Linked DNA regions of Homo sapiens: region 1 is linked to region 2. A link is a loop called in an ENCODE intact Hi-C map of the cell type or tissue named here. Cell type or tissue: MCF 10A. All regions are shown on one strand. Links, peaks and the distances in the headings refer to the core of each region. The heading gives the core; the rest is flanking DNA.

Region 1 (11,041 bases), core at 892-8,891, 150 kb before region 2:
GGGGCGGATTTTGTGGCCCCCAGCGTTTATACTTTTTTTTTTTTGGAGACACAGTCTCCCTCTGTTGCCCAGGCTGGAGTGAGGTGACGCGATCTCGGCTCACTGCAACCTCCGTCTCCTGGGTTCAAGTGATTCTCCTGCCTCAGCCTCCCAAGTAGCTGGGACTACAGGAGCGCACAACCATGCCCGGCTAATTTTTGTATTTTTAGTAGAGACAGGGTTTCACCATGTTGGCCAGGCGGGTTTTGAACTGCTGACCTCAGGTGATCCGCCTGCCTCGGCCACTCAAAGTGCTGGGATTACAGGCATGAGCCACCACGCCCGGCTGCATTTATGACTTTTTTTTTTCCTTGAGACGGAGTTTCGCTCTGCTGCCTGGGCTGGAGTGCAGTGGCGTGATCTCAGCTCACTGCAGCCTCCACCTCCTGGGTTCAAGCGATTCTCCTGCCTCAGGCTCCTGAGTAGCTGGAATTACAGGCACCCGCTGCCATGCCCGGCTAAGTTTTACGTTTTTAGTAGAGACCGTGTTTCACCATGTTGGCCAGGCTGGTCTCGAACCCCTGACCTAGTGATCTGCCCGCCTTGGGCCTCCCAAAGTGCTGGGATTACAGGCGTGAGCCACCGCGCCCGGCCTCTAATTTTGTATTTTTAGTAGAGACGGGGTTTCTCCATGTTGGTCAGGCTGGTCTCGAACTCCCGACCTCAGGTGATCTGCCCGTCTCGGCCTCCCAAAGTGCTGGGATTACAGGCGTGAGCCACTGCGCAGGGCCACATTTAGGCTTTTTATTGGCTGGTTCTAGGTGCTTGGTGATGCTGACAAAACACATGATAACACTAAGTCCTTTTGTGCTAGGTCCTTTGTAATAAATCACTCAGCTGTTTAACAAATTAGGTATATTGACCACCTACTATATGACAGACATAATTCTAGACACTCAGCAAAGTATTACATAAGTATTGAGAGCTCATTTTGTGCTAGGTCCTTTTTTACTAATTGTTTTCACCTGTTTAACAAATATTTATTCAGCCCTACTCTGTTAGCAGCCACTGTTCTAGTGCTTCATATACGTCCGTGAACAAAACAAACCATTACACAATAAGTGTTTATTGAGTGCTAACTGCTTGTCAGAGCCCATGCTATTAAGTGCTGTCATCTGTTTAACATTTATTGATCACCTGTGTAAGGTACTATTCTAATCTGGGATATGTCAGGGAACAAAACAAAACACATAATGGTGGTGCTGCTTCTGCTGAAAGCCTTCAGTTGATAACCAGATTTTTCTTTGTATTTTTGCTTGTTTGTTTTGAGACAGCTGGAGTGCAGTGGTGTGATCTTCACTGCAACCTCTGCCTTCTTGGCTCAAGCGACCCTCCCACCTGAGCCTCCCAAGTAGCTGGGACTACAGGTGCATGCCACCAAGCCTGGCTAATTTTTGTGTTTGTGCCATTTTGCCCAGGCTGATCTTGAACTCTTGGGCTCAAGCAATCCACCCACATCAGCCTCCCAAAGTGCTGGGATTGCAGGGATGAGCCACTGTGCCTGGCCGAACTTCTTTCGTTTATTCAAATGTTTATTGATCTACGACATGCGAGATTTGTGCAGGCTCTTTGCTGGTTTCACCCTCTCAATCGCTGTGTGAGTTTGTGTCTTTAGGGAAAGTGAGGCCCAGGAAGGGAAGTGAGTTGCTTAGCGACACACTGTCAGGAAAAGGGGCCCTGAGTTGAGCTTAGGTAAAAAGCCTCAGAGCTGTTGCCCTGACATCTGTCTTTTTTCTCTCCCTGCTTCCCACCCCACCTGTGCCCCCAGTCAGACTCAGTCACATGCCCACTCGAAGTCGCACTGCTATGGAAAGTGGGTGCAGGTGGTGGGCACCCTGGCGTGATCCGCCTGCTTGACTGGTTTGAGACACAGGAGGGCTTCATGCTGGTCCTCGAGCGGCCTTTGCCCGCCCAGGATCTCTTTGACTATATCACAGAGAAGGGCCCACTGGGTGAAGGCCCAAGCCGCTGCTTCTTTGGCCAAGTAGTGGCAGCCATCCAGCACTGCCATTCCCGTGGAGTTGTCCATCGTGACATCAAGGATGAGAACATCCTGATAGACCTACGCCGTGGCTGTGCCAAACTCATTGATTTTGGTTCTGGTGCCCTGCTTCATGATGAACCCTACACTGACTTTGATGGTAAGGCTTCTCTAAATCTCCCTGGAGGGATTGTTTTTACTTGATGGCCTTGTGACCTTTGGCCTCCAGTGGTGGGGTGTCCTGTAATCCTTGACCCATACTGCATTATATAAGATGATCGATTGCTAATACTGGGGATTCTCAGCCTTGCCCTCTGATAAAGTCCATCTTTTAATGGTGTGCTAACCTTATTCTGGGCTCCTATTCTGGTGAGGGGATCCTGTTACCATCCTGAGTATTCTTTCTCTGGTAAGGGGATCCTGTTACTTTTCAGTGCTTTTATTCTGTTGAGGGGACTCTGTTATTTTAGCTGCTTTTTATCTAGTGAGGGGACTCTGCTTTTATCTTGAGTGCTCTTAATTGTGGTGAGGCCATCCTTCCTGGAGAGTTTGGGGTTGGAGAAGGGCATCATGAGATTGAGTTGGTCTAACCCCTGGCTTGTGTGCAGGGACAAGGGTGTACAGCCCCCCAGAGTGGATCTCTCGACACCAGTACCATGCACTCCCGGCCACTGTCTGGTCACTGGGCATCCTCCTCTATGACATGGTGTGTGGGGACATTCCCTTTGAGAGGGACCAGGAGATTCTGGAAGCTGAGCTCCACTTCCCAGCCCATGTCTCCCCAGGTGAGGCCTCACTGACCCCAGCCCAGAAGACTCCATCCTTCTCAGGGACCAGTACCCCCTACTGACTGCTAATCTTCCCTCTCTGCTTCTTGGCCTACAGACTGCTGTGCCCTAATCCGCCGGTGCCTGGCCCCCAAACCTTCTTCCCGACCCTCACTGGAAGAGATCCTGCTGGACCCCTGGATGCAAACACCAGCCGAGGATGTACCCCTCAACCCCTCCAAAGGAGGCCCTGCCCCTTTGGCCTGGTCCTTGCTACCCTAAGCCTGGCCTGGCCTGGCCTGGCCCCCAATGGTCAGAAGAGCCATCCCATGGCCATGTCACAGGGATAGATGGACATTTGTTGACTTGGTTTTACAGGTCATTACCAGTCATTAAAGTCCAGTATTACTAAGGTAAGGGATTGAGGATCAGGGGTTAGAAGACATAAACCAAGTCTGCCCAGTTCCCTTCCCAATCCTACAAAGGAGCCTTCCTCCCAGAACCTGTGGTCCCTGATTCTGGAGGGGGAACTTCTTGCTTCTCATTTTGCTAAGGAAGTTTATTTTGGTGAAGTTGTTCCCATTCTGAGCCCCGGGACTCTTATTCTGATGATGTGTCACCCCACATTGGCACCTCCTACTACCACCACACAAACTTAGTTCATATGCTCTTACTTGGGCAAGGGTGCTTTCCTTCCAATACCCCAGTAGCTTTTATTTTAGTAAAGGGACCCTTTCCCCTAGCCTAGGGTCCCATATTGGGTCAAGCTGCTTACCTGCCTCAGCCCAGGATTCTTTATTCTGGGGGAGGTAATGCCCTGTTGTTACCCCAAGGCTTCTTTTTTTTTTTTTTTTTTTTGGGTGAGGGGACCCTACTCTGTTATCCCAAGTGCTCTTATTCTGGTGAGAAGAACCTTACTTCCATAATTTGGGAAGGAATGGAAGATGGACACCACCGGACACCACCAGACACTAGGATGGGATGGATGGTTTTTTGGGGGATGGGCTAGGGGAAATAAGGCTTGCTGTTTGTTCTCCTGGGGCGCTCCCTCCAACTTTTGCAGATTCTTGCAACCTCCTCCTGAGCCGGGATTGTCCAATTACTAAAATGTAAATAATCACGTATTGTGGGGAGGGGAGTTCCAAGTGTGCCCTCCTCTCTTCTCCTGCCTGGATTATTTAAAAAGCCATGTGTGGAAACCCACTATTTAATAAAAGTAATAGAATCAGAAGCGGCTGGCCATTTGTAGGTGTGAGGCTTTTATGGAGCATCTACTGTGCACTGAGACAGACTGTCCCTCTGCTTTGTCCTCAGGAAGCCACAGTCTTATGTTGCCATCCTAAAGAGCTTTAAGGATTCTTGAAGCTGCACCACACACACACAAAAAAATCTTGATTCCCCTGCCCCTGATCTTATGCAGTGCCCAGTATGTGCAGAAGGGTTCTCTGTTGGAGATACTGTGCATATTGAAGGTGTTTAGGGCACATCCCCAATCAAGATGGCTATCTCAGAAGCAGAAAAACTACCTTCCCTGGCACCCCAGGGGAATGAAGAAGCCCTTTCCCCTGTTGCAGAAGAAAAGCCCTGTCAGGGTACTGGCCAGGGCGGGGCTGGGGTTGGGCGCTGACTGGAATCTGTCCAGGGTGTAGTCACCTGTTTTGCTCTTTATCTTTAGCCTCTTCCCCCATCTTTACCCTTACATACCCATCCCTCTAATTTCTCCTTCAACACTTGACTTACCTGGCCTACCCTATTCCATGTTGGTTTCACTTGTTCCGACCTGAGTTGTTCCCTCTCTTGCCCTGCTTATTTGTCTCGGTTCAGTATAAACTCCGCCTTCCGGGTTCCAGCGGTTCTCCTGCCTCAGCCTCCAGAGTAGCTGGGTACAGGTGCATACCACTAAGCCCGGGTAATTTTTTTTTTTTATTTGAGACGGGGTTTTGTCGTTTTGCCCAGGCTGGAACTCCTGAGCTCAGGTGATCGCCCGGCTCAGCCTCCCAAAGTGCTGGGATTACAGGCGTGAGCCACCGCCTCTGGCCCGGACTCTTGCCCTGCTTCCAAATGCTAGCTAACCTGTGAGCCTTTCGCCTGTCCCCTTTGCCATCCTCAGTGGTGACTCACTTGTCTTCCCTTATGTGCGTCAACTTTCCTTTGCATTTTCACTTGTTTATCCTCACCTGCTCTGCTTTTATCTGCTAGCTTAACATTCCTGACTCGCACCTGATGCCAGTACGCCCTCACCCCGACCCCGCCAGGTCAAAGTTTCTTCGTCCCCAGATTCCCGTGTGCTCTCCAGGGGGCGAGGCCTCTCTGGAAGACGGGAAAGCGGAATTTCAGTCCAACCATGAAGCACCTGGTAGTTTCTGATACGGAAAGGGCGGCGCCTTATGGAGAAGCTGCCAATAAAGAGCCGAGATGAAAGGGGTGGCTGAACCAATGAGTCTAGGAGACAAGATCGGGGGATGATCTGGAAAGCGCGATCAGTGAAGCGGACGAACGGCAGGATAAGGCGGGTCTAGTGACAGGAATGGGCCGATGAAGCTCTGTAGGGATGGTGGGTAGGCCGATCGGGCCGTGTCCCCGGCCTCCCGATCCGACGGAATTTGGAAATCCCGGGGCTATTCATACATTGAGCTTTTAGGAGCGGAGGAGAAAAGCCACCACCCTGACGATCCCGGCTCTCGCTCCACCTTCACTCAGGTGGCCCGGCAGCGGAAGTGACGAACGCGGAAGTGGTTTTTCTGTTGCCGAGGGGACGGGCCGGGCAGATGCCAACATGGCAGCGGTTGGGGCTGGTGGTTCCACCGCGGCGCCCGGGCCAGGGGCGGTTTCCGCGGGTGCATTGGAGCCGGGGACCGCCAGTGCGGGTGAGACAGTCTGCCCGAGCAGTCGCATGGGAGGCGGAGGTCGGGATCGCTGGGAGTCGGGAATGTTCCTCACTAAAGTGAGAGGGAGCATCCCGTGTGGACCGACGTGTGTGTGTGTGTGTGTGTGCACATTGTCAGTGTGTTGGGGGCGGGGAAGAGAACATTCTGAGAGTGATTGTGGGATCCTTCCGCATATGGAGAGTAGAGACCATTGTGAGTGTGGTGGGTAATTCTTTTTGGGAAGGCTAAGGCCACCGAAACCATTCTGAATATGTGGAGTCCTTCCGTGTGGAAGAGACCATTCTGCGGGTGTGGGAGTTCCTCACTGAAGAAGGGGGAGACTATTCTGAGGGTGGTGGTTCCTTCCTTATAAAGGGACAGAGACTATTGTGAGTTAGGGTGGGGCGAGTCCTTCTTTATGTGACTAGAGAGGGTCCATTTTGAGGATGGGGGTGTCTTTCATTATGTGCGGAGGAGACCGTTCTGGGGGCTCCCTCCTAATGGAGGTAGAGTTCATTGTACATTCGGGTGGGAGGGCTCATCGTTATATGGTGGAGAAAGAACGTTCTGAGAGTGCCGGGTCCTTCCTTATAGCAGAGAGAGCTCATTGTGAGTGTGGGTAGAGCAAGGAAAAATTCATTAGCTAGAGGGTCCGTGTGCGGTGGTGGGAGGGCAGACCATGTGGAGTGCAGGGAAGTATTTCCTCATCTGGTTGAGGGAGCCAGACCTTTCTTGGTGGGATAACCATTCCTGATACAGGATTCAGTCCCTGGGAGCATGTGGGAATCATTTCTTGTATTTAGTAGACTATTCTGGTTCGAGAGGAACCAGTTGTCACAGGAGTGAGGGGTTGGAGAGACCATTCTGGGTATGAGGAGGATCATTCCATATGGGATGTAGGCCATTCTCAGTGTGAGGGAATCGAATCATTTCTTAGATAGGAGAAAGACCGTTCTTAGGGGGTGAACATACCTCATACAGTGGCCTCATTCCCTGCATTGATGTGTTATTCTTTACATGAGACAGTCCCTCATTAAACAGGAGCATCATTTCATATAAATTCTCAGTTTGCTAATCCATAAATGGGAATCCTCGCAGTTCTTTTGGAGATGACAGTGATATGAGTCTATTGAGGTAATCCATAGAAATCCCTTAACCCAGTGATAGGCATACAGTAAACACTCAATAAACGTGGAGAATGTAGTTGTCGGTATTCTTTCTGGGGAAGAGTTGCTTCTCACTTGGGAGGAAGCCGAGGCGCGTGGCCAGGGTTTGCCTCAGCCATTACCTGACACCTCAGTAAGGATTCCAGGTATGGACTGGGACAGGGTGGGGCCCATTTCTCCCTTCTGGCTCTTCCTGCTCATGGCTGAGGCAGTAAGCCGGTAGGAGTCAGACCCTTATTGGGTGAGGGCAGGCAGGCTGAGGGAGCAAGTAGCCATGGCTAGGAGGGTCCTGGGTGAGAAAGAAAGGGGGTGGGTGGTGGTGTGGCTATGCCCCAGCGGCTTCTGACCCCGTCCTTCCCCCTTGCCCCTTCCGTTCCCCACAGCTCACAGGCGCCTGAAGTACATATCCCTAGCTGTGCTGGTGGTCCAGAATGCCTCCCTCATCCTCAGCATCCGCTACGCCCGCACGTTGCCAGGGGACCGCTTCTTTGCCACCACTGCTGTGGTCATGGCGGAAGTGCTCAAAGGTCTCACCTGCCTGCTGCTGCTCTTCGCACAGAAGAGGGGTACGAACCAGGGATGGGGCTGCACTGGGGTCGGTGGGTGAGACTCCACATGTATGTGTGTGTGTTCACACAGATGGTTTGCTTCAGGAGTGTCTCCAAATCTCAACCTGCCTGGAGCGCCACTCCAGCTATGCGTAGCGGCATCTTACACTTTTCTAGCCCTAACAGCCGGGTAGCCGGCCTGTGTGGGCTGTAGGAGTGAGATTGCCAATGCTTATAAAGTAGCAGGGATCTCTCACATGTGATTTAGCTTCATATTATGGAGAATTCCGAATACATGCAAAATCAGAGAGAATAATCAAATAGTAAAATATCCATGTACCCATCCCCCAGAGTCAGCAATTAGCAACTCATGGCCGCTTTAAACAACATCAGTGATTGTTCACTCACTGCCAATCTATATGTCTACCTACGTCCTTATCCTCTTATTATTTTTAAGTAAATCCCACACGAAGTAATATTGTATGGAAGTAAATTCCCCTGAATTATCTTGAATAAATGTAGCTGGGATTACAGGCACGTGCCACCACGCCCAGCTAATTTTTTTGTATTTTTAGTAGAGAAGGGGTTTCACCATGTTAGCCAGGATGGTCTCGAACTCCTGACCTCGTGATCCGCCCACCTCAGCCTCCCAAAGTGCTGGGATTACAGGCGTGAGCCACCAGGCTGGCCTTGTTTGGTATCTTCTAAATCTGTTAATCTCTAGGGGTTTTTTGGTCTTTGCAATTAATTTGTTGGAGAAAACAGGTCATTTGTTTTGTAGACTTTGGGTAGTCTGGATTTTGCTGACTGCCTCCCTAAGGCAAATATTCTCAAAAATTTAACAAGTATTCTGTCTTCTACATCTCTTGTAAATTGGAAGTTGGGTTTATCTGCTAATTTCAACATCTCCCTGAAGGCCTTCTACTTTGAAGTGTTGCCCAATTGTTTCTCTAAAAAGGTCTTGCATAAGTAAAGGGATGGAGATGAATTATGCACCTTTGCCCTTTGTTTACATTGAAGAGAATATTCTCACCCACCTGTTAACTCCAGGTTAACAAGAGACCTGCTCTTACCTTTGTTAACTCTGTGAACAGTGTAGGTGTGAACACTGCCTCAGGCCGTGGGGGTAGATGGGTTAGCAATGCAGAGGAGCAGCTTGTCCTCATTGCTGATGGAAGATGGAAATAACAGATAGCCACAGACTTAATCACAGGCCTTCATCTCTTAGCCACAATTTCAGCACCCCTCTCTCCCCTGCCCGGAATTTTTTTCCCCTGAATTCGAGTTTGGAGACCAGGAGTGCACAGGGTTTGGTGAATGAACATCAGTAGGAGTTCCTGGGACAACCTTGTTCAGTGTTTGAAGAAGTTTTGCCTGTGGAGTGACACCCAGCTGTGACTTAAAAGATGAACTGCTGGCTGGGCGTGGTTGCTCACGTCTGTAATCCCAGCACTTTGGGAGGCCGAGAGGCAGGTGGATCACAAGGTCAGGAGTTAGAGACCAGCCTGGCCAAGATGGTGAAACCCCGTCTCTACTAAAAATACAAAAATTATCCAGGCGCGGTGGCAGGTGCCTGTAATCCCAGCTACTAGGGAGGCTGAGGCAGGAGAATTGCTTGAACCCGGGAGGCAGAGGTTGCAGTGAGCCAAGATCACACCACTGCACTCCAGCCTGGGCGACAGAGCAAGACTCCTCACCCACCCACCCCGCCCCGCCAAAAAAAAAGATGAACTGCCAAAAAGTGGGGCGAGCTTTGCAAAGGCCTTGTTACATAGGAAATGATTCTCATGTTTTTTGTTTGTTTGTTTTGAAATGGAGTTTTGCCCTTGTTGTCTGAGCTGGAGTGCAATGGCACGATCTTGGCTCACTGCAACCTCCGCCTCCCGGGTTCAAAAGATTCTCCTGCCTCAGCCTCCTGAGTAGCTGGGATTATAGGCGCCTGCCACCACACCCGGCTAATTTTTGTATTTTTAGTAGAGACGGGGTTTCACCACGTTGGCCAGCCTGGTCTCGAACTCCTGACCTCAGGTGATCCACCCACCTTAACCTCCCAAAGTGTTGGGATTACAGGCGTGAGCCACTGCGCCCAGCCCGATTATCATGTTTTCACTGGAGCAGGTCCCAAGCGGACTTCTGCTTAATGGTCAAGCCTGCATTCATCCATGTGGCAGAGGCAACTCTGTGTCTAGGGCTGACAGAAAGATGCAACAAGGGGGAGATGGCCCCTGCCCTCAGACGGCACATGGGTCAGTGAGGAGCTAGGATAAGTCTAAAAGTCTAGACTATGCCTGGTGTGGTGGCTTACACCTGTAATCCCAGAACTTTGGGAGGCCGAGGTAGGCGGATCACGAGGTCAGGAGATCAAGACCATCGTGGCTAACACGGTGAAGCCCCATCTCTACTAAAGATACAAAAAATTAGCTGGGAGTGGTGGCACGCGCCTGTAGTCCAAGCTACTTGGGAGGCTGAGGCAGGAGAATGGCTTGAACCTGGGAGGTGGAGCTTGCAGTGAGCCGAGATCGCGCCACTGTGCCAAAAAAAAAAAAAGTCTAGACTAAACTCTTCTGTGTGGGAGACAGCCCTCCACCCCAGCTCCTAGGGCTTCTATTTCATAAGCTCCAAGTTAATGATGGTTATTTCTTTCTTTCTTTTTTTTTTTTTTTGAGATGGAGTCTCACTCTGTTGCCCAGGCTGGAGTGCAATGGCATGGTCTCAGCTCACTGCAACCTCCACCTCCCAGGTTCAAGCAATTCTCCTGCCTCAGCCTCCCAAGTAGCTGGGATTACAGTCGCTTGCCACCACACCTGGCTAATTTTTGTATTTTTAGTAGAGATAGGGTTTCAGTGTTGTTGGCCCAGCTGGTCTTGAACTCCTAACCTCATGAGCCACCTGCCTTGGCCTCCCAAAGTGCTGGGATTACAGGCGTGAGCCACGGCACCTGGCCTAATGCTGGTTATTTCATTGTACACAAATATATTGAGTATTGAGTGCTTTCCCTGAATGGGGCTCTCTGCCAGGGAGGTAGGCTCTAACATGAGTGACATGCTCTGTGATTAGCAGACACGGATGGCTGATTCTTTTGCTGCCATTAAACTGAGTCTCAGAAAAGCTTGCTGGAAACATGGTTGTACTCTAGGGAAAACCAAGATCACATACTTCATTCCAGCCTCCAGGGATTGGACAGCAGGGTGGATGGGGGAGTCACAGGAGCAAGGCCTGTTCCCAGCCTTCAGGGGTTCCCCATGTATGGCTGTCAGTGCTAAGAAGGGCTCTCCTCCTCCCACCTAGGTAACGTGAAGCACCTGGTTCTCTTCCTCCATGAGGCTGTCCTGGTGCAGTATGTGGACACGCTCAAGCTCGCAGTGCCCTCTCTCATCTACACCTTGCAGAATAACCTCCAGTATGTTGCCATCTCTAACCTACCAGCTGCCACTTTCCAGGTGAGCCCCAAGCCCAGCATGGCCCCAGAGGAACTAACTGGGTTGGGGACTGGAGTATGGGAATAGCGTGGTGGGGGGGTGTTGCAGAGGACAGGGGCTATGTCACCTTCAGAATGTCCTTGGAACTCCTTCAACCTCCCTTTTCTCGTCTGTGAAAATTGGGGGTGGAAATAGTAATGCCTGTTCACTGAGATGCTAGGATACTTAAAAGAAATAATACCTGTGAAGAGCCC
Region 2 (12,223 bases), core at 1-8,000:
AGTCAGAAGAGACCACATTGCCACTTGTCAACGCCTGTGTTTTCTTCTCCTCACCTCCCCCTACCTCCCCAATTACACTACTTCCTCCTCACCCCCCTTCAAGGGGAAAGGCCTGAGAGAATACTTACTGGTAGAGTCTTACTGCCCATGTGTGGATTCATGAGAGCCCACATGTCTACCATGACCACTTTCCACTGTTTCCTTGTTTCCTTTTCTTTTTTTTTTTTTTTTTTTTTTTTTGAGACAGAGTCTCACTCTGTTGCCCAGGCTGGAGTGCAGTGGCACAATCTCACCTCACTGCAACCTCCGCCTCCCAGCTTCAAGCGATTCTCCTGCTTCAGCCCCCTGAGTAGCTGGTACTACAGGTGTGTGTCACCACGCCCAGCTAATTTTTGTATTTTTAGTAGAGACGGGGTTTCACTATGTTGGTCAGGCTGGTCTTAAACTCAAACTCCTGACCTCAAGTGATCTGCCTACCTCGGCCTCCCAGAGTGCTGGGATTACAGGGGTGAGCCACTGCACCCAGCCTTCTTGTTCCCTTTCTCCTCTTCCAGAAGTGAAGATTAGGGGAGTGGAGACCAAGACAATGCCCTCCCCTGTTTTTCCCTAAATAGAATTCATCTCTTTTCCAAGAAGTGACAAGACACAGAGGAGGCCCAGTCCTGTGAATTGGCCAATTTTACCCAGCCCCCTCCTTTCCCATTCTGCAGCTTCAGTCACAGAGAACAAGACAAGAAGGGGGCATCTCAGAAGAAATGAAGGTTTCTGGGCGTGCGTGTTTACAGATCCACCTTGACACCCAGAGGGAGGACCACTCCCCAACCTTCCACTTTCCCGCCCTCAGCACACTTCCCATCAGATCTTTCTCTTGACTTGAATTATTTAGTAATTTGAATATTTATAGTATCTATGCTACAGGATTATAAAGCACCTGTGGTCTGGCACTATAGGCAATGGAGTATAATGCTTAAAAGAATAGATTCTAGTGGTGGCACCTGTAATCTCAGCACTTTGGAAGGCTGAGGCAGACAGATCCCTTGAACCTAGGAGTTTGAGATCAGCCTAGGCAACACAGTGAGACCCTGTATCTACAAAAAAATATGAAAATTAGGTTGTGGGGCGCTCACGTGTAGTTCTGGTTACTTGGGGGCCTGGGGTGGGAGGATCACTTGAGCCTGGGAGGCGGAGGTTGCAATGAGCTATGATCACTCAACCGGACTCCTGGGTGACAGAGCAAGACTGTATCTAAAAAAAAAAAAAAAAAAGAAGATTCTGGAACCAGATTGACGTTTAAATAATTTATCTAATTTATCTGTGCCTTGGTTTCCCCTTCTATAAAATGAGCATGATTTTATACATGTAGGATTATTGTGAGAGTTTTAAAAAAGTACTGTTTTTAAGGGCATAGAACAATGCCTAATACATATCAAGTGCTATAAAACGATTGATGATGATGATGATGTGTGGTCATCTTGTTAAAATCTAGACTCCAGTTACAATGACACCCTATCTCTACAGCCTCATCCATTGCTCTTGAACTCCAATCTACACTGTCCTTTAGCCTGTTCCTCATAAGGACCACCCTTGTACCTTTCATTTATGGGCCTTTGCAGATGGTAATGCCTGTCTCCCTGACTAGAATGTAAGCTTCATAAGAGCAGGGACTTCTGTCTGTTTTGTTCCCCACTCTTTCCCAAACAACTAGTTCAATCATATTTGTTCAATAAATAAATATCTACTGCAACAACTAGGGACAGTGCTTGGCACAAAGTCTGACTAGTTTCTATTCTGTTCGATTCGATTCCATTGGATTCCATTCTATTCTGTTCTACCCTTTGCTATTTTATTATTTTCTATTCCACTGCGTTTAGTTCCATTGAAACCAGCCCATTTTAAACAATTGATTTCACTGAGCTCCAGCTAAAAAAAATCCTGTACCATTCTATTTTCCTGAGTGGAGGAGGCATTAGCAAAGTTGCTGAGTTTTGCTCTCCCGGTGGATACAAAAGATCCACATGGACATAGGAACTGCAGAAAGAGAAAATGACCGACATTTTGGCTCCATTGAAAATAAAGTCATATGTTGAAATAAATTTTATTAACTTTCTTTTTTAATTCCCTTTTTGAGACAGGGTCTTGCTTTGTTGCCCAGCCTGGAGCATGGTGGCATGATCACAGCTCACTGCAGCCTCAACCTCCTGGACTCAAGCAATCCTCCTACTTCAGCCTCCCTAGTAGCTGGGATTACAGGTGTGTGCCACCATGCCCAACTATTTTTTGTTTTCTTTTTTCTTTTTTTTTGTAGAGGTGAGGGCTCACTATGTTTCCCAGGCTGGTCTTGAATTCCTGGGCTCAAGCAATCCTCCCTCCTCAGCCTCCCAGAGTGTTGGGGTTACAGGCATGAGCCACTGCACCCAGCCCTTATTAACCTTCTAACATCTGTAGAATCTGTCACAATACCCTGTTTATATTCCTGATATTGGCAATCCATATATTTTCTTAATTTCTCGAGAGAAAATAGACATTGCTAGTATTTTATTAATCTGTTCAAAGAATCAACTTTTAACATTGTTGGCTTTATTGTATCTTTGCTTTCTATTTCACCAGTTTCTGCTGTTATAATTTCCTTCCTTCTACTTTCTTAGGTTCCACTTGCCATTCTTTTCCCAGTTTCTTGATAGGGAAGCTCAGGTCATTGATTTTCAACTTTTCTACTTTTCTGATCTGTGCATTTAGAACTATAGATTTCCTCTAAGCACTGCTTTGGCCACATCTGCATCATTTTGATAGTCTGTTAGAAATAAACTCCACCTATTCCTCCCATTATTCTATTCTTCCCTGCCAGCTTAGATTCACTCCCCAGATCCTGCTTTGCAGACTCGGAGCTCCATCCTTGCAAATTCAAGGACGAGCAGGGATGGCTGTCTTCAATAACAGGAAGGCCAGCGTAGCTCAGAACCCAAGAGTGAGTGAGAGATAAGTGGGAGGGCAAGGCAGGGTCTGGATCCTGCAGACTCTTGGAGGTGAAGTTACAAAGCCTGCTTTATAAAATGATGATCAAGACATAGTCATCACACAAAGGACTGGGTGCAGTGGCTCACGTCTGTAATCCTAGCACTTTGGGAGGCCAAGGTGGGTGGATTACATGAGGTCAGGAGTTTGAGACCAGCCTGGCCTACATGGTGAAATCCTGTCTCTATTAAAAATACAAAAATTAGCTGGGCATGGTGACGTGCACCTGTAATCCCCTACTCGGGAGGCTGAGGCAGGAGAATCGCTTGAACCTGGGAGGCAGAGGTTGCAGTGACCTGAGATTGCACCACTGCACTCCACCCTGGGCGACAAGAGCAAACCTCGGTCTCAAAAAAAAAAAAAAAAAAAGACATAGTAATCACACAAGGCTTACTGTGTGCCAAGCCCCGTTTTACACACTCTACAAAAATATAATCCATTTTATTTCTCACCACAGCATATAAAATCCCTATAGTCAGAGTGCCCGGAACACCATGTCCTTCCTCCTTTGGCCTCCTCTACAGGGAAGTGTTCTGTCTTCCTACAGGGTCCTCTTCAAGGTCCCCTTCAGGTTGCCAGGGGCCTCTGAATTCCTCTCCTAAAGCTCAAGGTCAGCGCTGTGTTTCCTAGCCTCTCTCCACATGGCCTTAATCATGACAGCTTTGGGGGCACCCTGCGTGAGCCACCTTTGTATCTCTCCACCTGTCCCTGGCTAAACTGGGGGAGGAGCCAGCCCTCAGCCCCGGCCCAGCCCTGCACACCTGAGCACAGGGCCCTCCATGGCTTAGAGCCGGGCCTTTCCATGGGCCTCTGCTGCCCTCTGCTTGTCTCTGAAAGAGAAAGGGAGAGAGGAGGACAGGAAATGGGAGCCCGCAGAGAAGGGAAACAGGTTACTAGACCAGTTTCAGTGCCAACACCCTTGCCCCAGATCCCCAGGGGCCATCTTGTTCACCTGTTTCTCCAAAGTCCTGCCCCACATCTTGACTGGCAGCCTGGAGGGCAGATGGCGCAGCATGGCAGGGTAGGCGTCTTTGCCCAGGGTCCTCCCGACAATCCTCTGGCTCAGCGCCTGGAGATCAAGGGGCAGGAATGGGAGGGCACAGGCTGAGGACTGTGGGAGGTGACACAGGTAGGTAGTGCAAATGGAAGGACTTTAACATTAAATTCAGGGCCTCAAAATTGAAAGCTTAAAGTGGATGTGTGTAAGGGATTACTTCTTGTTAACACTGAAGGCTGGGTGCGGTGGTTCATGCCTGTAATCCCAGCACTTTGGGAGGACAAGGCACGTGGATCACCTGAGATCAGGATTTCGAGACCAGCCTGGACAACATGGCAAAACCCTATCTTTACTAAAAATACAAAACATTAGCCAGGCATGGTGGCGGGCGCCTGTAATCCCAGCTACTTGGGAGGCTGAGGCAGGAGAATCGCGTGAATCCGGGAGGCGGAGGTTGCAGTGAGCCGAGATGGCGCCATTGCATTTCAGCCTGGGTGACAGAGCAAGACTCCATCTCAATAATAATAATACTGAAAAACCACCAAGTATTAAGGGGATCTTTATTCTAGCGTGTGATGCCTCTGGTCTACTTAGGGGTATGTCTCCAAAGTGTGAGATCTGTGAGCTGTTTGAGAGTGTGTGTCAGGGGTATGAAGTTGTGAGCTATCTGAGTTAGAGTATGACTGCTCTGACCCATTAGGTGTCTGTTTCCAAGCCAAGATCCCTGAACTCTTAAGAGTTCTGAGCCCCTTGGTCAAGCACGGTGGCTCACGCCTGTAATCCCAGCACTTTGGGAGGCCAAGGTGGACGGATTACTTGAGGCTGGGAGTTCGAGACCAGCCTGGCCAACATGGTAAAGCTCCATCTCTACTAAAAATACAAAAATTACCCAGGCATGGTGGTGTGCACCTGTAGTCCCAGCTATTCAGGAGCCTGAGGCAGGAGAATAGTTTGAACCCGGGAGGCGGAGGTTGCAGTGAGCCGAGATCGCGCCATTGCACTCCAGCCTGGGTGACAGAGTGAGACTCTGTTTAAAAAAAAAAAAGTTCTGAGCCCCAGGGTGTGATGTTCCTGAATTATTTTGGGGGATGAGTTTTGGGGGATGAGATTTGCAGTCTTCCTCCTCCTCCCCACTCACCCTTCACTCACCCTCACCTTCCGCTGCTGAGAGTCAGAGAACATTCATCAGCCCAGTTGCTGTTCACTTTACCCTGAGCAGAACTCCCCCATCTCCCTTACAGGTTACTTGTCTGGCCCCTGGAGCATGTGAGTTTGAGATTTTTGTTTCTAGTTACCCCCAACACAAACACTTTGTGTTGTGGATATTGTTTTGTTTTTGTTTTTTTTTGAGACAGTGTCTCACTTTGTCACCCATGCTGGAGCCCACTGGCGCCATGATGGCTCAGTGCAGCCTCAAACTCCTGGGCTCAAGGGATCCTCCTGCCTCAGCCTCCTGGGTAGCTGGGACTACAGGTGTGTGTCACCACGCCTGGCTAATTTTTGTATTTTTAGTAGGGATGAGGTCTTGCTATGTTGCCTACAATTGGCCTGCTTTGGCCTCCTGAAGTGTTGGGATTACAGGCGTGAGCCACCGTGCCCGGCCAGATATTGTTTTTAAGCATATGATTTTCCTTTAAAAAGAGTTACACAAATAATATGTGAATACAGGTTTGTATAAAAGATTTGAAAAACAGGCTGAGGGTGGTGGCTCACACCTGTAATTCCAGCACTTTGGGAGGCTAAGGCGGGTGGATCAATTGAGATCAGGAGTTCAAGACCAGCCTGGCCAATATGGTGAAACCCCCATCTCTACTAAAAATACAAAAATTAGCCGGGCATGGTGGCACGCAGCTGTAATCCCAGCTACTCGGGAGGCTGAGGCACAAGAATCACTTGAATTGGTGGCAGAGGTTGCAGTGGGCTGAGATCGTGCCACTGTACTCCAGCCTGGATGACAGAAGGAGACTCTTTCTCTCGAAAAAAAAAAAAAAAAAAAAGATTTGAACAACACATCAGTACATGGACTCTAGCAATCATCTCTATCCCCATTCCCCCAGAATGACCACTGGGGTCAGATTCTGGTGTTTCCTTCCAGATACAGTTCCCTGTGTTTCCATAGTGTGTGTGTGCGCACACTACACACATGCACTAGGTCACTGTAACTGACTCCCCCTTGCTTTTCCCTGCCTATAGCACATCCTGTAGAAGATAACCCCCACCCTTGCAGGTACACACAAGTCCCATCCATTCTGTGTCACGTCCAGTGGGCACTCTGTGCTGTAACATGAACCCTCATTATTCGTTTCACTCTGCAATAGTCCTTGGGTATCAGTGAACATTTACAAGATTTTCCTGGTTGTTTGTTCCTACCAGCCTTGTTCCCACAGCTCTGTGCACATGTCTGAGTACTAGAATTAGAAGTGGAATTGCTGGGTGTATTAGAGTTCTCCAGAGAAACAGAACCAGTAGGAGAAACAGAACCAATATGTAATATATTACAAGGATTGGCTCCTGTGATTTTGGAAGCTGAGAAGTTCCACAATATGCCATCAGCAAGCTGGAGACCCAGGAGAGCCAGTGGTGTTGTTCTGAGAACCAAAGGGCTGATGGTGTTGGCTGGGCATGGTGTCTCACGCCTGTAATCCCAGCGTTTTGGGAGGCCAAGGTGGTTGGATCACTTGAGGTCAGGAATTCAAGACCAGCCTGGCTAACATGGCAAAACCCCATCCCTACTAAAAATACAAAAATTATCTGGGCGTGGTGGCGCACACCTGTAATCTCAGCTACTCAGGAGGCTGAGGCAGGAGAATCGCTTGAACCTGGGAGGTGGAGGTTGCAGTGAGCCGAGATTGTGCCACTGCACTTCAGCCTGGGTGACAGAGCAAGACTCTGTCTCTAAAAAACAAAACAAAACAAAACAAAAAAAGGGCTGATGGTGTAAGTACCAGCCAAGGGCAAAGGACTGGTGTTCTACCTCAAGCAGTCACGCAGAGAGCAAATTCCACCTTCCTCCGTCTTTTTTGTTCTATTCCAACCTTCAGTGGATTGGGTGATGCCCATTTACAATGGGCAGAGCCATCTGCCTTACTCAGTCCAACAATTCATATGCTAACCTCATCTGGAAACACCCTCACAGATCCACCCAGAAATAATATTCAACAGGGCACCCTGGGTCCCTATCAAGTTGACACAAAATTTACCATCACAAGTCCACCCCTTATTAACTGTCCTTTTCCACTGTCCTTCAGAGGTGTCTCAGAAAGGGGCCATAGTGCTTCAGCTGTCCACTTTCAGAGTGTGCCTGCATAACATGCAGAATCATCTGTAAACCAGGCCCAAGTCTTCTCTTCCTCTGTCAACTAATTGTAGGGAACTCCCCATGAGGCCACAGTTGCAGGCTGGGAGAAAGGAGGCAAGGTAGAAGGAGTGGGGACCATGGGCATTTAGGCCTCTTCCTCATGTAACTTACTTGTGTCTTCAGGGCCTGCTTAGGCCCCATCACATATTTCCCATTTCCATTCGACGATGGAGCACTGCTGGGCACACCGACTCTTGGTTAGTCAGGTAACACCCAGTTCATGATGGGCAGGAATGATGTAACTTGGTGGCCCATGGTCAAGTATTTAGTTTCTACTAAGACCCAGTAGCAGACCAAGAGCTGTTTCTCTCTCTCTCTCTTTTTTTTTTTTTTTTTTGAGACAGGGTCTCACTTTGTCACCCAGGCTGCACTGCAGTGGCACAATTACAGCTCACTACAGCCTCGACCTCCTGGGCTCAAGCGATCTTCCCACCTCAGCTTCCTGAGTAGGTGGGACTACAGGCATGCACCACCCCACCCAGCTATTAATAATTTTTGTATTTTTTTGTAGAGATGGATTTTTGCCATGTTGCCCAGGGTGGTCTCGAACTCCTGTGCTCAAGAGAGAGATGTGTTGGCCTCAACCTCCCAAAGTGCTGGGATTAAAGGAGTGATCCACCACACCCAGCCAAGAGCTGTTTCTCAAAAGGAGGGTAGTTATCTGCAGAGAATAGCAGGGCTTTGCTCCAAAATCCTAAAGGAGGCTCACCAAATTTCATTTGGGGGGCTGAGACGTGTGGATTGCCTGAGCCCAAGAGTTCGAGACCAGCCTCGGGAACATTGGGAAACCCTATCTCTACAAAAAATACAAAAGTTAGCCAGATGTGGTGGTGCACACCTGCAGTCAGTCCCAGCTACTAGGGAGGCTGAAGTGGGAGGATCACCTGAGCCTGAAAGGTCAAGGCTGCAGTGAGCTGTGTTGTGCCACTGCACTCCAGCCTGGGTGACAGAGCAAGACCCTGTCTCAAAAAATAAAATAAAACAAAATCCTAGAGGGCTAGGCTATGACTAACTTATAGCGGCCTGCCAAGAGCTCCAAACAGTATCCCTATCTGCCACTGTCACTTCAAGCACCACTGGATCTCCTGGGTCCTATGGCCCAAGTGGCAAAGTAGCTTGCACAGCAGCCTGGACATGTTGCAGAGCCTTCTCCTGTTCTGGGCCCCACACAAAACTTGCAGCTTTTCAGGTCATTTGGTAAACGGGCATGTGTAACATACCCAAATGAGGAATGTGTTGCTTCCAAAATCCAAATAGGTGTGCCAGGCATTGTGCCTCTTTTTTGATTGTAGGAGGGGCCAGATGCAACTACTTATCCTTCATCTTAGAAGGAATATATTGGCTGGGTGCAGTGGCTCACGCCTGTAATCCCAGCACTTTGGGAGGCTGAGGCGGACGGATCATGAGGTCAGGAGTTTGAGACCAACCTGACCAACGTGGTGAAACCCCATCTCTACTAAAAATACAAAAATTAGCTGGGCATGGTGGCGTGTGCCTGTAATCCCAGCTACTCAGGAGGCTGAGGCAGGAGAATCGCTTGAACAGGGAGGTGGAGTTTGCAGTGAGCCGAGATTGCATCATTGCACTCCAGCCTGGGTGACAGAGCGAGACTCCATCTCAAAAAAAAAAAAAAAAAAAAAAAGAATATGTTGACAGACCTCACACCACTGGACTCCTAGAAATTTCACTGAGGTAGAAGATCCCTGAATTTTTGTTGAATTTATTTCCTACCCTCTGACACAGAAATTTCTCACCAATAAGTCTAGAGTAGTTGCTACTTCTTGCTCACTATGTCTACTCAGCATAATATCATCAATGTCATGGGCCACTGTGATACCTGTGGAAGGGAAAGGCAATCAAAGTCCTTGTGGACTAAATTGTGACATAGGGCTGGAGAGTTGATTGATATACCACTGAGGCAGGATGGTGACAGAGTACAGCTGGCCTTGCCAGTTCAAAGTGCTTCTGGTAGCCTTATGGACAGGGATGGAGAAAAAAGGCCTTTGCCAGATCAAATAACTGCACACCAGGTACCAAGGGATGTGTTAATTTGCTCAAGCAATGCAACCACCTCTGGTACAGCCGCTGCAGTTGGAATTACCACCTAGTTAAGCTTACGTTAAGCTTAAGTCATCACCTGGCTAATCCACTGTCATTCTGCAAGATCCATCTGTCTTCTGCATAGGCCAAATAGGAGAGTTGAATGGGGATGTGGTAGGAATCACCATCCCTGCTTCCTTGAAGTCCTCTGCAATCCCTCCAGAAATGCAGCAGGTCCCCTTCATTCTGTATCATGTCCAGCAAGTGCTCTGTGGAGCGACATGAACCTCCATCATTCATTTCACTCTGCAACAGTCATTCTTTATAAATGGACATTTACAAGGTTTTTCTGATCTGCTCCCACCAGCCTTGTGCACACAGCTTTGTGCACATGTGTGAGTGTTAGAGTTAGAAGTGGAATTGCTCAGGTCAGGCGCAGTGGCTCATGCCTGTGATTCCAGCACTTTGGGAGGCTGAGGCAGGCGTATCACCTGAGGTCAAGAGTTCAAGACCAGCCTGGCCAACATGGTGAAACCTCGTCTCTACTGAAAATACAAAAATAAGCCGGGTGTGGTGGCAGGCACCTGTAATCCCAGCTACTCAGGAGGCTGAGGCAAGAGAATTGCTTGAACCTAGGAGGTGGTGGTTGCAGCGAGCTGAGATCGCACCATTGTACTCCAGCCTGGACAACAGGGCAAAAACTAAAAAAAACTAAAAAAAACTAAAAAAAAAAAAAAGAAGTGGAATTGCTGGATCAAGTTTCATTCATTCAACAAACACCTAATGTGTGTGTACTGTGTGCCCAGCACTGTTCTAAGTGCTGGCCAGACAACAGAAAATAAGGCAGACAAATGTCCCTGCCCACATGGAGCTGGGGGTAGTGGGGAGAGTGTCCAATATTGATTTCTGTAGATGCTTCACAAGGTCCTAGAAGGTTTTACTCTCATCAGGAATGCATTTCCTGATTTCCTCCCCACTACTCTCTATGGGGTGGGGCCTGCAGCAGGGGGTTGGCTTCCTTGATCTTTGCTCCCTACAAGCTGTGCAGGGTCTGATGCTGGGATGGTCTATTTGGGGATGTGCATGCACATATATGTGTATGCAGGTGGGCACCTGTGTGTGTACATGTGGTTGGGAAGTGGGGGATGGAAATTGAATGGTCCACTGGAGAGACAGAGGGGCAATAGGAATAGAAGAGACCACTTAATGGTGTTGGAGGGAGCTTGGGACAAAATGATCCATTGAATTGAGGCATGAACAGCCCCTCACAGGTCGCACCACAGAGGGTGTGCAGGAGTGGCGGTGGTGAGGAACTTAGTACTGTCTTGGAACCTGCTGTTGTGCAATTGTTGTGTGTATACTCCTGGGATCGATCACACGACTGTTGTGTAGACAACCTTGCAGTCATAAAGACAGGGGTGTGGATAATCCTGGAGTCACAGAGTGGGGTGTGAGCACTCCTGGGGTCACACAGATAGAAGTGTGAATGCCACCTGAGGCAGCACACACTGGCATGTGGACAGCTGTGGGTTACTCAGATGGGGTTCCAGACATTCCAGGAGTCTCACACACACTGCAGAGCGGACACTCCAGGAATCACACACACTGGAGAATGCACACTTTCGGGGTCACACAGAGGGGGATGCAGGCACTTCTGGGGTCAGATTGACTAGGGTGTCAACACTCTTGTTGTCAAACAAACTGAGGGGTGGGCAGTCTTGGGGTCCCAATGATTGGAGTGTGGACATTCCCAGGGTCACATAGATTTGTATGTGGACATTTCCCACGTAGACCGGGAAGCAGACACTCCTGAGTCATCCAGACTGGCTAGTGGACATTCTTAGGGTCACATACACGAGGATGTGGACATCCTAAAGGTCAGATAGTCTGGGGTGTGCACGTCCCTGGGTTCACACAGATTGGAATGTAGAGCCTCTTGGGGCCTCTCGGACTGGAATGTGGCCACTCCTGGGCTCATACAGCCTGAGGTGTGGGCAATTGTGAGGTCACCTAGAGTGCTGGCCGGTCACAAAGATGGGGGTTTCGACATCGCTAGAGTCACTCAGACTGGACTGTGGACAGACTTGGGGTCATATAGACAGAGGTGTGAACACTCCAAGGGCCACCCATACTGGAGAGTGGACACTTCCAGGGTCACACAGGGGGTTTGGGACACTCCTAATATTAAACACACTGGGCGGCAGGCACCCCTGAAATCACACATTGTGGACCAGGTACTCCTAGTGTTACACAGACTGGGGTGTGGACACTCCTGGGGCCACAGTGACTAAGGGGGGGACAGTCCTGTGGTCACGTAGGCTGTGTTAGGAACATTCCTGCAATCTCAGTTTTAGGGAAGTGGATATTCCTGTGGTCCAAAAAAAAATGATGAATTGGCACCCCTGGGGTCACAGACTGAGTTGTGGATGCTGCCGTGGTCACCCAGGATAGTCATGGACACTCCTCGGTATGCAGATTTGGGAGTAGATACTGCTGAGGTCACAGCAGCTGCAGTGTGGGGCGGCCCTCGGGTTACACAGACTGGAATGTGAATTATCCTGGGCTCACACAGATCAGGTGTGAACATCGCTGGGGTCTTGTAAATGGAGTAACACACCCTGGGCAGTGTGCTTCCTGGGATCACATAGGAAGGGCAGCAGACTGTCATGGGGTACTACACATGGGGGGTCAGCACTCCCGTGGGTCACTCACATGGGGGTTTGAACACTCACACACACTGAGTTGTAGACCTTCCTGGGGTCACACAGACTGGCTGTATACTGCTGGTGTCACACAACTTTGGAGGTAGGCACTCC

The links. Peaks named below come from ENCODE experiments on the same cell type or tissue, not always from the same donor. Only the 100,000 strongest peaks of a DNase experiment are listed, where the experiment ranks them.
Region 1: it touches region 2 in a loop (8-fold over the local background); 7 of 110 quality-filtered maps call a loop at or near these places.

The regions. Positions count from the first base shown.
Region 1 is chrX:48,906,159-48,917,199 of GRCh38, reverse strand. SLC35A2 (solute carrier family 35 member A2) reads left to right here and starts at 5,554. Exons shown (of 5, transcript NM_005660.3): 1 at 5,554-5,654; 2 at 7,204-7,386; 3 at 10,657-10,808. The coding sequence starts at 5,564. It overlaps PIM2 (Pim-2 proto-oncogene, serine/threonine kinase), which reads left to right. Exons shown (of 6, transcript NM_006875.4): 4 at 1,808-2,180; 5 at 2,629-2,805; 6 at 2,906-4,018. The coding sequence ends at 3,069. RefSeq lists enhancers at 2,871-2,920, 4,611-4,660, 5,901-5,950 and a silencer at 6,311-6,360. In MCF 10A, for the core only: no CTCF peak of the experiment used is centred there; DNase peaks (open chromatin) are centred at 5,199 and 5,499.
Region 2 is chrX:48,753,595-48,765,817 of GRCh38, reverse strand. It overlaps GLOD5 (glyoxalase domain containing 5), which reads right to left and starts at 4,071. Exons shown (of 4, transcript NM_001080489.3): 1 at 3,965-4,071. The coding sequence starts at 4,027. RefSeq lists a silencer at 499-793, an enhancer at 499-793 and a cis regulatory region at 3,577-4,319. In MCF 10A, for the core only: a CTCF peak has its summit at 3,823; a DNase peak (open chromatin) is centred at 3,827.